Linked DNA regions of Homo sapiens: region 2 is linked to region 1. Evidence: read pairs that join two places in POLR2A ChIA-PET (ENCODE). Cell type or tissue: PC-9. All regions are shown on one strand.

Region 1 (2,500 bases):
CTCAGGAGGAATATGAGTCTTTCTTCCCAAACCTTTGCTTTATAATCAAATCGACTGAAACCTATAAATAAAGGTTAGTGTGGGTGGAGAGGGTACACTTAGGGAAATTCATTTTCTGGCATCACAGAATTATCTTAAATAATGTATAAGGAACCATTGGCTGTAGAGCTGTTATTGAACAATAACAGCAATATGCTCAGAGCACGATGCTGAGCTATATATGTTAATAACAAAGCTAACAAAAAGAAAGACGGCACTTGGTCCTATTTCATTTGCCAACTGGGAAATGAAATCATCAACATGCTTTATAAGTGGTTGGCTAGTTTTCATCATTTATATGTCAAATTTAAAAAAGGAAAACCGAGTTTTGAAGTATATTTTATAGACATTCTTCAGTAAATTTCACTTTTTACAAAACGGTATAGTTGGTCAGGCATGGTGGCTCACGCCTGTAATTCCAGCACTTTGAGAAGTTGAGGCGGGAGGATCACTTGAGTCCAGGAGTTCAAGACCAGCCTGGGCAATATAGTGACGTCTTCTCTAAAAAAAATAAAAAAATAAAAAATAAAAAGAAGCCAGATGTGGTGGTGCATGCCTGTAGTCCCAGCTACTCAGGAGGTTGAAGTGGGAGGATGGCTTGAGCCTGGGAGGTAGAGGTTGCAGTGAACTGTGATCATGCCACTGCACTCCAGCCTGGGTGACAGAGCAAGACCTTGTCTCAAAACAAAAAACTGTATAGTCAGTTAGTCAAATCTTGGTGTTTGCAGGGAGGGCTTGGTTTAAAACTCATTTTCCCTTGTAAGATATTTGCATATTCTAAATTAAAGATTACTCTGCTGCCTTTTTAGTACTAGGAAAAACAGAAGCCCTCTTGTGGTCAGATTAAAAAATACAAGCTGTGTTCCGTGAATCAGTTTCAGGGCTTAGTTTTAGCTAGACTAAGCCTCACTCAAACTGATTTTTACCAATGTTTTACCATTAGGAAAAATATAACACACATAAAAGAAGCAGTGTTTTAACATATACTCTGAAAGAATTGAGACTCTAAAAAGAAACAGATTAATTTTAACTGTAGCGGAAGCCGAATGACAATCACATCATATAGCTTTTGTAACTGTCCTCTTCCTGCTGTGACTTTATTGTGGGATTTTAAAATTAGGTGTGGCATCATAGTGTGATGATAATTACACAGCTTGGCTCGTTAAGGCCATAAAACATTGTGGATTTGAAAAGCAGTACACTCCTGTAGTTAGAACACAGGGGGCTGGGATCAGAACTGGTTTGGTTTGCACAAAATCAATTATTTCTCTCCTTGTGTCTCCTGCATTTACTTCTGGAGTTAAGAAATGGGTGTTTGGCCAACGCTTCTTTCTTCACTGGGCTCTGAGAAGCCTGTTCTTCGGTTTTCTACTCAAGCTGCTATCTGTAGGCCTGGCTTTGCTAAGCAACTCTTTCTTTTCCTAAAGATCTTTTGTTTTAGGGTATACTTTTCTGTTTTAAGGACATAATTATAGATTTGCAAGAAGTTGCAAAAAAAAAAAAAATGTACAGGGAGATCCAACATACCCGTCACCCAGCCTTGTCTGATGGTCATGTCCATATAACCAGACACATTATAGAAATTAGGAACCTGATATTGGTACAATCCATAGAGATTTAATTGCATTTACTAGCTTTACAAACACTCATTTGTGTGTGTGTGTGTGTGTGTATAAAGTTCTGTGCAATTTTGTCACATGTATACATTCATGTACCTGTAACTACAGTCAGATACAGAATTGTGGCCTGACACAGTAGCTCACATGTGTAATCCCAGCGCTGCAGGAGGCTGAGGCAGGAGGGTCGCTTGAGGCCAGGAGTTTGAGACCAGCCTGGGCAATATAGGGAGACCCTATCTCTACAAAAAAATTAAAAAACTAGTCAGGTGTGATGGCAGCACCTATAGTCCTAGCTGCTCAGGAGGCTAAGGCGGGAGGATCACTTGGGCCTGGGAGATCAAGGCTGCAGTGAGCCATGATCACGCACTCACGCCACTGCACTCCAGCCTGGGTGACAGAGCAAGACCCTGTCTCAGAAAAAGATACAGAATTGTGCCATTAGCCCAGGCTACCCCATTATGTCTACACCCAAGTTCTCTTCCTCCCACTCCTACCTGTGGCAGTCATGAATCTGTTTTCTATCGCTATAGTTCGGTTATTGTAAAATGTTATATAAATGGAATCATAACTTGTTGAGATGGACTTTTTTTTCACTCAGCATAATTCCCTTGAGATCCATTCAAGTTGTTGTCTATTCCATGGTATGGCTAGACCACAGTGTGTCTAACCATTTGCCCACTGAGGGACATTTGGCTTGTTTTCAGTTGTTTAGCTCTTGGGAATAAGAGCTACTATGAATATTCTTTTTTCTTTTTTTTTTGACACAGAGTTTCACTCTTGTTGCCCAGGCTGGAGTGCAATGATGTGATCTTGGCTCACTGCAACCTCCAGCTTCCGAGTTC
Region 2 (2,500 bases), 230 kb before region 1:
CACAGGTGGCTTCCCAAGCTTCTGAAGGAAAGCACCTCCAAGAATGGACTCGGTATTCCACAAAGACTCAACCTCCCATCCTTGTCTGGGCTCATTCAGCAAAGCTCACTGTTACTAATATCTTCGGAGGACAACAATCTCCCTCACCGACCTTGAGCCCTTACTGTGTCTGAGTGTGCCCTTACACCCAGAGTCCACTGCTCTCAACAGAAGAGAGGGCAGGGGGACAGCTGGAGGGAAGGAGCAACAAAAGGAATATTCTCCCAACCCTAAGGCTAGTAGGTCTCCCTGCAATCAGAGCCACCTCCCTGACACTCACCCTCCCGTCCTGCAGGAACAGCCACCAGCCAGCCAGCCAGCCAGGGCAATGAGTCCATCTCAGACCTCCACTGACCGATGAGTGCTGCAAAACAAGAAAGTTCCATTCCAGAGTCTGCCAAAGAAAAAGATGGGTACCTTGGATGCAACTCACTTCCAAATACATGTTGTGGCTCTCAACGACCCAGTGACACCAAGCGATCTTCTTTTGTTTGCTTTAACAAATAAATTCCCTGCCACCAGTAAAAGTAAGAAATTTAACTCCTGATTGCAAAGATCAGGAGTGGGTGGGTAGCGTCTTCACACATGAACAATGTGTGTGTCAAGGGTGAGAACTTAAGGAGTTAGAGCAGCTTGTTAACAAGGTGACATCTGAGTAGGGACAACCACTCAGTAATTGCTAAGTCCAATTTCCTGTTCCCTATCTTCCATGGCAAGTTGAAAAAAAGAAAAAGAGAAAGAAAAGCACTCATAGATTAGAATGGATACATCCTCAACTGCAACACCTGTCAAATGCAACAGAGATTTCTTACACTTGGCATTTCCACAAAAAAAGTGACAACAGTGTCACACATACCCCATATCCCTTAACAGGCCTTGAAGGCAACTCCTGCCTGGCAGGACGGCTGCTATCCCAGTCCCCATGCCACTGGCAGACTTTAGGGTGCACCTGGTAGGTGCCAGGGGTAGGGTCCAGAATGGACCCCCCCATTCCTCAACACCACACCCTGGAATGAGGAGCCAATGGGGCGCTCCTAGGATGAAAAGAATTTGAGTCCTTCAGCTCGAGGGTCTAAAGCACTTTTCTCAGCAGCAACACCACTGACACTTGGGGCTGCATAACCATATCCTGAGGACGGTAGGAAGTTTAGCACCATTCCTGGCTTCTACTCCCTAGATAACCCTGCCCCTAGGTGTCACAAGCAAAAATAGCTCTAAATATTGCCAAATGTCCCCTGGAGGCAAAATCGCACTGTTGAGAAACCACCACTCTAGAGAGAAGAGAGCTACTGCTTCTTCAGGCCCAGGAACATCCCACCTGGAAACAACTTTAAATCATTAACTACCAAGGGCTGGATGTCAGAAGCCAGCATGGCCAAAACCACTTTAGCATCATCATCTCTCCAACTTCCTCCTTCTCTATGCCTATCTCGAAGGTCACTGCAATCACTAGGTTGGCCAAAAAGGACAGTCTCAACACTTTCATCCCCCACATCCAAGAAGTGCCAGAAGTTACCCTTCTGCAGTAATGTCTCCTGACCCATCCCCTTGCCTCTCAAGCCCCTTGGCTGATGTGGAGAAGAAAGAAAAGTATCTGGCCAGGCACGGTGGCTCACGCCTGTAATCCGAGCACTTTGGGAGGCCGAGGCGGGTGGATCACCTGAGGTCAGGAGATCGAGACCATCCTGGCTAACACGATGAAACCCCGTCTCTACTAAAAATACAAAAAAATTAGCCAGGCATGATGGCACACGCCTATAGTCCCAGCTACTCGGGAAGCTGAGGCAGGAGAATCACTTGAACCCGGAAGGTGGAGGTTGCAGTGAGCCAAGAACATGCCACTGCACTCCAGCCTGGGCGACAGAATGAGACTCCATCTCAAAAAAAAGAAAAGAAAGAAAGAAAGAAAAGCATCTATATTCAGGAACCCACAAGAACATCGCCATTTCTGGTAGCCACTTGAAACATTTTATATCCTGTTTCTTTACTTGCCTCTTTGTTAACTTTTATTTATTAAATGTTGGAGCCAGGATTCAAAACTGAAGTAATTCCAGGGCACACGCTCTTGTAATTATACTACACTGCCTCTCAAATGGGAGGCAGAGAATGAGCCAACAAAGGAAACCAAAAATAATGGTTTCAGCACAACAGACTCAGAAGACCCAAGGAGAAGGCATCCAACACTATGGAAAAGAATAAAAGTCCCCACTGATCACCAAGTCTGCTGATCAACAGGTCACGGGAGATTGCATTTCCCTTTAGAGTGATTTATTGAAAAAAAGAAAAAAAAGGTTACACAAAAGGACAATTTCATCCATCCTGAAATGAGCCCGGGCACTAACAATGTCCGAAAGGATTATGCAGACAATATTAAAAAATATTTTTCATTACAGGATTTACATAAGGAGACATATGCTTCCTCTTTAAGAAACTACCCACAGAATACACAACTCACTGTGGG

What was found. ChIA-PET counts read pairs that join two places held together with the same protein. Peaks named below come from ENCODE experiments on the same cell type or tissue, not always from the same donor. Only the 100,000 strongest peaks of a DNase experiment are listed, where the experiment ranks them.
Region 2: POLR2A ChIA-PET joins it to region 1 with 13 read pairs; 5 of 35 experiments call an interaction of 5 or more read pairs at or near these places.

What each region holds. Positions count from the first base shown.
Region 1 is chr5:17,131,840-17,134,339 of GRCh38, forward strand. It overlaps BASP1-AS1 (BASP1 antisense RNA 1), which reads right to left. Exons shown (of 3, transcript NR_027253.1): 3 at 1-61. Among named protein-coding and RNA genes, the nearest start is that of MIR10522, 23 kb to the right of the region's middle. In PC-9, CTCF peaks have their summits at 845 (motif pointing left) and 1,044; no DNase peak of the experiment used is centred here.
Region 2 is chr5:16,905,195-16,907,694 of GRCh38, forward strand. The region is part of intron 1 of MYO10 (myosin X); the gene reads right to left. Among named protein-coding and RNA genes, the nearest start is that of MYO10, 30 kb to the right of the region's middle. In PC-9, no CTCF peak of the experiment used is centred here; a DNase peak (open chromatin) is centred at 1,237.